Regions from separate parts of the Homo sapiens genome. Here region 1 is linked to region 2. A link is an interaction called in ENCODE POLR2A ChIA-PET data of the cell type or tissue named here. Cell type or tissue: GM12878. All regions are shown on one strand. Region 1 has its middle 94 kb from the start of FAM124B. Region 2 overlaps MRPL44 (mitochondrial ribosomal protein L44).

What was found. ChIA-PET counts read pairs that join two places held together with the same protein. Peaks named below come from ENCODE experiments on the same cell type or tissue, not always from the same donor. Only the 100,000 strongest peaks of a DNase experiment are listed, where the experiment ranks them.
Region 1: POLR2A ChIA-PET joins it to region 2 with 5 read pairs; 1 of 35 experiments calls an interaction of 5 or more read pairs at or near these places.

The regions. Positions count from the first base shown.
Region 1 is chr2:224,306,045-224,310,044 of GRCh38, reverse strand. No RefSeq gene overlaps it. Among named protein-coding and RNA genes, the nearest start is that of FAM124B, 94 kb to the left of the region's middle. In GM12878, no CTCF peak of the experiment used is centred here; a DNase peak (open chromatin) is centred at 1,584.
Region 2 is chr2:223,962,927-223,966,926 of GRCh38, reverse strand. It overlaps MRPL44 (mitochondrial ribosomal protein L44), which reads right to left. Exons shown (of 4, transcript NM_022915.5): 3 at 2,993-3,171; 4 at 1-64. Among named protein-coding and RNA genes, the nearest start is that of MRPL44, 7.5 kb to the right of the region's middle. In GM12878, no CTCF peak of the experiment used is centred here; no DNase peak of the experiment used is centred here; H3K4me3 peaks cover 546 bases.

The DNA of each region.
Region 1 (4,000 bases), 340 kb before region 2:
CATGCCGTGAGGAAGGAGGGAGGGAGCAGGCTCGGGAGAAAACTGGAGGCTACAGAGACATATCAAGGGCTGGGACCCAGGAGGACGCAAATGAGTGGAAAGGGGCTGGCAACCCCAACCCAAATCCCTGTGGAGGCACAACCCCTATTCCAAGATAGAGCCTCCTAAGTCTGAGAGAGAGAAAAGGTGCTGAAGATCACACTTGGGCACTGCACGGGGAAGTGAGTGAACTGAGCCTTGGCCAGGCTGAGAACTAGGACAGATGGTATTGTCCAATATAAATATAATACAAGGCACACAGGTAGTTTAAAATGTTCTAATATCCACATTTAAAAATACAAAAAAGAAACAAATGAGATTATTTTTAGTAATATATTTTATTCAACCCACTGCATTCAAAATAGGATCATTTCAACATACAATCAATATAATGAGACATTTTTCATTCTTTTTTTTTTCTGCTAAGGCATCCAAATCCAGTGTATTTATAGCATCACTCTAGCCATATTTCAAGTTCTCAAGAGCTGCCTGTGGCTGGTGGCTACCGCATTGGACAGCGCAGGCTGAGGAATTAGGGGTCGGTTTAACCAGCTGGATGCAGTATGAGGCCAGACCACTCCCTGGAGAACACTACAGCAGAAATGTTCCTGACCACACTGTGGTTTGCAATAGTAGCTTGTTGGGAAAAAGAAGGGAACTTTTAGATGACATTCATCAGAAAAATTCCCAGACCACACCTACTGTGGAACTTCAAGCCACTTCAGCCATAAACCATCCCAGGTGCTTTCTGTAGGTTTGACCTTGTTCTTGAAGCTATGAGCCTGTGTCAGTTGGGTCGAGGGCCAGTCTGAAAGGACCACATCAAACCAAGCCTCACTGAGCCTCCCTTAGACTTCTAACCAAAATGCATTCCATTAACTTGATTACATTGAAAAATGTAAAGTTCAATGAGAAAAATGTGTCATATATGTTTAACACTCTATTCTCACTATAATCAGTACTCTCAACTCAATTTTGTAGTATTTAACCTTTACAAATTCCCTTCGGATTGGGTTCATCCATTTTAAGAGAGAACTGCACCATTATAAGCCAAGGATAGGTCATTGTATAATACCTGCCTAAAATACATATTATCCTGTCTCCTTAGCTGTCCTTTATTCATTTTCTTGTTTTAGTTCTCTGCAAGAATTTACAAGCCTTTAGGTTAAGAACTCAAGGACTTTATTGTCCTTAAAGGGTCAACCAACCAAACAAACCTTGAGCAGGTCAGACGTGTACAGAAAATAGAGTTCATGGACTACCTGTCCACTTTGTTCCTCTCACAGATCAGGGTTCACCTGCTCACCCTTTGACAGGCCACTTCTGATTTGATAAGTCTCAGGCAAACTGTCAAGCCCTCAAGATGTTAAAAAAAAATCCATTGTAAAGTTCTTTAACAAGCACATCTTTCAAATATCCTTTTGGGAAATCACCAGAATTTTATTTGCAGCTTCCTTCTTTCTCTTAAGTAAGAAAACCAAAAACTCGGCATAGCAGTTCTTTTGTGAGTCAGGTTTATGCCAAAGCTCAGCTACTAATTTGCAAAGGTCATCTGAAGTTAACCCTCCCTCACCAGCTGAAAGTGAAACAAACATGCAAATATGCCTTTCACAGGAATAATGTCACCTTAATCCTAAAAGCAGTATAAATGTTTTATATATTGAGGAAAGTATCTGGGCCAGGGATTTATCATGTAATAAAAGACTAAATATTATTTATGTCATGGGCCCCTATTCAAGGCATGCTAAATTCTTCTTGTCTGTTGCTGACATTGCCTCTGACATTGTGATGTGTAAGGCAGAGGTCTCCAACCTTTTTGGCACTGGGGACTGGTTTTGTGGAAGACAATTTTTCCATGCATAGGATAGGAGGATGATTTCGGGATGAAACTGTTCCACCTCAGATTATCAGGCATTAGATTCTCATAAGGAGCATGCAACCTAGATCCCTTGCATGCACAGTTCACAATAAGGTCGCACTTCTATTAGAATCTAATGCTGCCACTGATCTGACAAAAGGCAGAACTCAGGTCATAATGCTCCTTCGCCTGCCGCACACCTCCTGCTATGCAGCCTGGTTCTTAACAGGCCACGTGGTAATGGTCCGTGGCCCAGGGGATTGCGGACCCCTGGTGTAAGGCCTGACTCACAGTGAACTTTCCTCCGTGGTGGTCACAATTTTTGTGGCAGCAGTTGCTGACTTTATAAGTATTCTTCCTGCTCTTTCTCTTTTTCCAAATTTGACCCTTTTTATTATACTTTTCTCTCCTTAATGCACTACAGAAGCATTTAATACAGGCACAAAAATCTACTAAACATCATAGCTTAGCTTAGCTATGATGTGCTTAAACATGCTCACAATGCTTACTTTAGCTTACAGTTGGGCAAAATCATCTAGCATAAACCTATTTCATAATAACGTGTTGAATATCTCATGTAATTTACTGCTGTTTTACTGAATGCATATTGCTTTCACACCATCATAAAGTTGAAAAATTCTAAGTTGAACCATTGTTAAGTTGGGGATGGAGTGAGTGTAGACTTTGCATCTGTAAATTTTTTTTGGTAGTCGATGATTTGTGATTTGTATATTAACTTCACTGAGCTATAATTTATATCCAATCAAATGCTTACATTTTAAGAACAATTTTCTATGAGTTTTTAAAAATCAACTTTATTGTGGAATAATTTACATATAATAAAATAGCCATTTTAAGTGCACAATTCTGTATGTTTTGACAAATGGTTACAGTTGTGTAACTACCACCATAATCAAGACCTAGAACATTCTCTCTACCCCAAGATTGCCCTTATAGCACCCATAACTTTTTAAACAATAACTTCTAGTATTGACAAGAAATATTATTTGCCAAGCATGAAAGGGGTAGGTGGGAGACACTGAGTCATTCTATTTTTAACAGTAAAATATCGGATAATAGACTTTTTCAGATATTCTTAGCATTATTGGAAGGAGTAAAAAAATTACTGAGAACTCTAATATCATTGCTTATTTTCTAGCATCATTATTATGATTTGAGACAGGGCCTCACTCTGTCAGCCAGGCTGGAGTGGCCACATCACAGCTCCCTGCAGTCCTAACTTCCCAGGTTCAAGCCATCCTCCCATTTCAGGCCCCACTCACTGCCCTGAGTAGCCAGGACTGGAGGCACACGTCATCATGCCAGGCTAATTTTTAATTTTTTTTGTAGAGATGGGGTCTCACTGTGTTGGCCCAGCTGGTCTTGAACTCCTGGGCTCAAGCAATTGGCCTCCCAAAGTGCTGAGATTAGAGGCGTGGGCCACCATGTCTGGCCCCAGCATTATTATTGGGGGAAAAATAAGAGCTATTTGGTTTTCAGAAGGAAGAATTCCCTGATCCGATGATTGTAAAAGTCAGAAATTTTAGGCTGAACTCTCTTCAAACAGCTATGTAACGTTGAACTTCAGGGGGAAAAAATTTAAAAGACTAGGATGAGAAACTTTGCTGAGATCAATTCTCAAATCCTTATCCCAGCTTCTGTGAGTATCTGAGCCTGTGTGGAAACGAGGAAGATGCAAATTATTTCACTGCTCCACAATAAAAACCAAATAATAGAAGAGTCAGAGTTCCTCAAGGAGAAAGCATTTATTTCTGCTCTTGAGTTACATTTATCTCCAGGGAAGGCTTGATATCTGAATATATATTTCAGAAGATCTAGATTCACTGTCAAGGGAACATGTCTGAAACTTCAAGTATAAGCACTAGTCTTCTATGTAAGTAAAATAGTAGGAACATTATACCATATAAGACTTATTATGTGCCCAGCGCTGTCTTAAATCCTTTTGCTATATTAACATTATATATATGTGTATATATATATATATATATATATTTATTTATTTATTTATTTTGAGATGAAGTCTTGCTCTGTCACCCAGGCTGGAGTGCAGTGGTGTGACCTCGGCTCACTGCAACCTCCACC
Region 2 (4,000 bases):
AGCAGCCTCTTCTTCTGCAACCAATACTGTTTCCCCAGGTCCTTCTGCAATCAACTTTTTATCACTAGAAAGAGAACAAACAGTAGTCTTAAATTACATGGAATATTGTAAGACAGTACACAAAGCAGTTATAAAGCAATTATGCCTTCTACATCTATTTCAATAATACCCATTAGAAGTAACACAATAGCTCTGATAGATCATCTTTTGGATTTTAACTAGATTTGTTGCAAGTTCATTACATATGGTAATTAGACAAAGATACACTTACGTTTCCTTAGAAATATATACAACTCTGTCAAGTCAAAAAAGCAAGTCGTATCTAGGTTTTCAATTGTTGATGAGAGAATTGGAAGAATATGTAAATAAATATCTCCCTACAAAAACCTGAAACTAGTAAAAATATTATCAGGAATTATGACTATTTTTATTTTTAATGTGTGATATAACTTGGGAAAAATAAATATCTCCTTACAAAAACCTGAAACTAGTAAAAATATTATCAGGAATTATGACTATTTTTATTTTTAATGTGTGATATAACTTGGGAAAAGATTCTGTTGAAAAAATTATGCCTTTTGAGTCTGTCATTTAAACTTTAACACAAATAAGAAACCAGAAACCAGCTCTATATTTCAAATTAAGAACTTTAGGCTGGGCATGATGGCTCACACTTTTTTTTTTTTTTTTTGAGACTGAGTCTCACTCTGTCGCCCAGGCTGTAGTGCAGTGGCACGATCTTGGCTCACTGCAGGCTCCGCCTCCTGGGTTCGCGCCATTCTCCTGCCTCAGCCTCCTGAGTAGCTGGGACTACAGGTGCCCGCCAACGCACCCGCCAACACGCCCAGCTAGTTTTTTGTATTTTTAGTAGAGACGGGGGTTTCACCGTAGCCAGGATGGTCTCGATCTGACCTCAAGATCCGCCCGCCTTGGCCTCCCAGTGGCTCACAGCTTTAACACCAACACTTTGGGAGACCAAAGCAGGAGGACTGCTTGAGCCCAGGAGTTAGGGATCAGACTAGGCAACATAGTGAGACCTCTGAAAAAAAAAGAAAAAAGAAAGAAGATAAATAGTAATTAAATAAAAAGGAAAAAAAAAGAGCTTCAAAACAGGCTCAGATTTTTAAATCATTTTATATATTTCTAATCCACTCTAATTTATTCCCAAGTGAGGTAACACTCAATGTTGGCTATGAGTATTCTATCGATAAATCTAATGTAGGTATTCCTCTGCTTTACTGGTATTTCTATATCATAACCATTTATCTTCTTTAAAAATGTAAAATGTTCCTTCAAGGGAGCAAAGAATGTAGAATGTGCACATCAAATAACTATAATCCTATTTGTTTTGCTACTTCTGAAATATATTTAACTACTTCCTGGAAATTTTCTGACCTAAAATTTCATCTGTGCAATTCAAAGAAGCATCTCCTGAAAGTTTAATGCATAGCAACTGCATTTACTAAATCAGATTCAATCGGCAACTGCATTTACTAAGTCAGATTCAATATAAGCTGATTTGAAAGTGAAGACCGAAACCAAATTAAAGAAAAACTAGTGAAGCTACACAAATAAAACAACAACAATATGAAATAAATTTGCTAAAAAACATCTGTTATGACAATAATTGGAAATGAAACAAAGGTTCTATTAAGTTAAACTTTATAATAATAAACACATACAAATTTGCACAAAGTTTGAGAATCAGAAAAAGTCATCTTGAAGTGAATAACAAGCACAGAATTTTGTTTTTAGTCTAATGTTGCTGGTTTTATCACTGATCACGTTTTAAAAAGTCATTATGTAAAATCTACAAAAACACTACTATCCAATAGTAATCACTGTAGTGATATGGCAAATTACTTCTTACATTTTTTTTTTTAGATAAAAGATCATTCTCCAAAATGTCCCAATCTCATTAAAAATTCTTTTAAAATGTCGCCTGTAATAGCTGTACTATATTCCATCATGTATACGTATCATTTCCCTCTTGTGGAATATCAAATTTATTTCTAATTGTTTTTTAGTTCAACAACTATTTACTGACCACCATGTCCCAGCAACTGTTCAAAGTATGGAGCATAAAGAGGTAAACAACAAACGTCTTTGTTCACAAAATTTGCCTGTAAATCTAAGGCAAACAACCCAAAGTTGAAATACCAAAATCAAAGAACATAAAAAATTTTAAGATGCTTGGCATTTTGTCAAAATTATTCACAGAAATATGGTACATTTTTTTCCTACCAGCAGTATATAAACTGATGATAAAAGATATGTTTAAAAGGTTTGCCAATCAGGTAAGTAACAAAGAGTATCTCACTGTTTTTGCATTTCAATAGATAAAACTTTATACAACACTATCCATTTTCCCCATGTGGTAACTTCTATTTCTTTTATACTTATAAAGTCTTTCGTGATACAAGGATTAGAAAAATATTTACCTAAATTTTAATCTAGCTATCTTAAATATTCAATATTTACATTTAACACTTTAATCTTAACATCTGAGATTAATTTGGGGCAAGTCAACTTTTTACTAACAAAACTAAAAAGCTCTCAACATGGGTTGATTTACACATTTTGATGGATAACTAAGGCCCTTCCTTTTCCAGTTCTAGGCTCAGTTGAAGCTACTGACAAGAATGGATTAAGGTTGAATCTCTAACACGAACAAGTCAACATTTGTACTTCTACACAGAAAAATTTAAGATAACACACTGAAAGTCTATAGCAAATAGTTGGCTGACAAAAGCTATTAGCAAAACTCAGATTCTTCCTAAGCATAACTAGCGGGAAGGGAAGTAGTAAATAATAACCATGGGGAAGAGATTTTTAAAAAATCTTTTCATGCAATTAGAAGTTACGTTAAGGAATCTGAAGAGGTTATGTTAACATTCCTTATGGAATGTGAAGAGTGTTTTTAAGGCTTTGTGAGGAGTCTGTTTTTAGGATTTCCTCAAAGTTATAAAGTTAAGATTAAAATTTCACTAACCAGTATAAGCCAACAAAATACAAAGGCAAAGCTGTGGTGCCACCAGACTGCCTAGTAAGTCTTGATTCAGGAGCTGAAACATTCCTTTTCTTCAGTTCTTCTACCAATAGCCCCATGGGATTTATTATCTTCCACATCTCAAAGAGCTCTTTTCCAGTCATTTGAGTAATTAAGAAGTCCTGCATATAAAAATATAATTTATACATTTTAATTAGTAGAAAGAACATTAGGACAATTCAAAATACATTTTTTACACTTTTTAAATTAGAGAAGCCACAGAGTACATTTTTAACAGAAATTTAAAACTTAATGGGAAACGAAAGACAAAAATGTACTATTCTTTTTCATTCCCACAGTTTTTACACTAATTTTATTGCAAAAATCATAGTTGGATTAAAAAAATTTGCAAGCCCGAGAAACCTATTTCAAGCAGTATGATCTACCAAAATTCCACAGAAGGTAGAATCCTATAATTTTTTTTTTCTTTTTTGAGACAGGGCTTCACTCTATTGCCTAGGCTAGAGGTGCAGAGGCGTGATCACAAGTAGACTGAAACCTCGACCTCCTGGGCTCAAGCAATCCTCCTAGCTCAGCCTCTTCAGCAGCTGAGACTACAGGTGCACACCACCATACTCGGCTAGCTTTTAAATTTTTTATAGAGATGAGGTCTCCATAAGTTGCCCAGCCTAGTCTCGACTCCTGGCCTCAAAGGATCCTCCTGCCTTGGCTTCTCAAAGTATTGGAATTACAGGCATTAGTCACCGTACCCTGCCCTATCTTATAATTTAGAATTATATTCCTACTAGTAAGAAAAAAATTATTTAAAGAATTAACGAATAAAAAGTAGTAACTTCTCATAGAAACTCATGTAAAATGGCACTCAGGGCCTCTAAATAACAATACTTCCTCCATTAATAATGTTTTTAAAAACTCTGCCAGGTGAGGTGGCTCACACCTGTAATCCCGGCACTTTGGGAGGCCAAGGCAGGCAGATCACTTGAGGCCAGG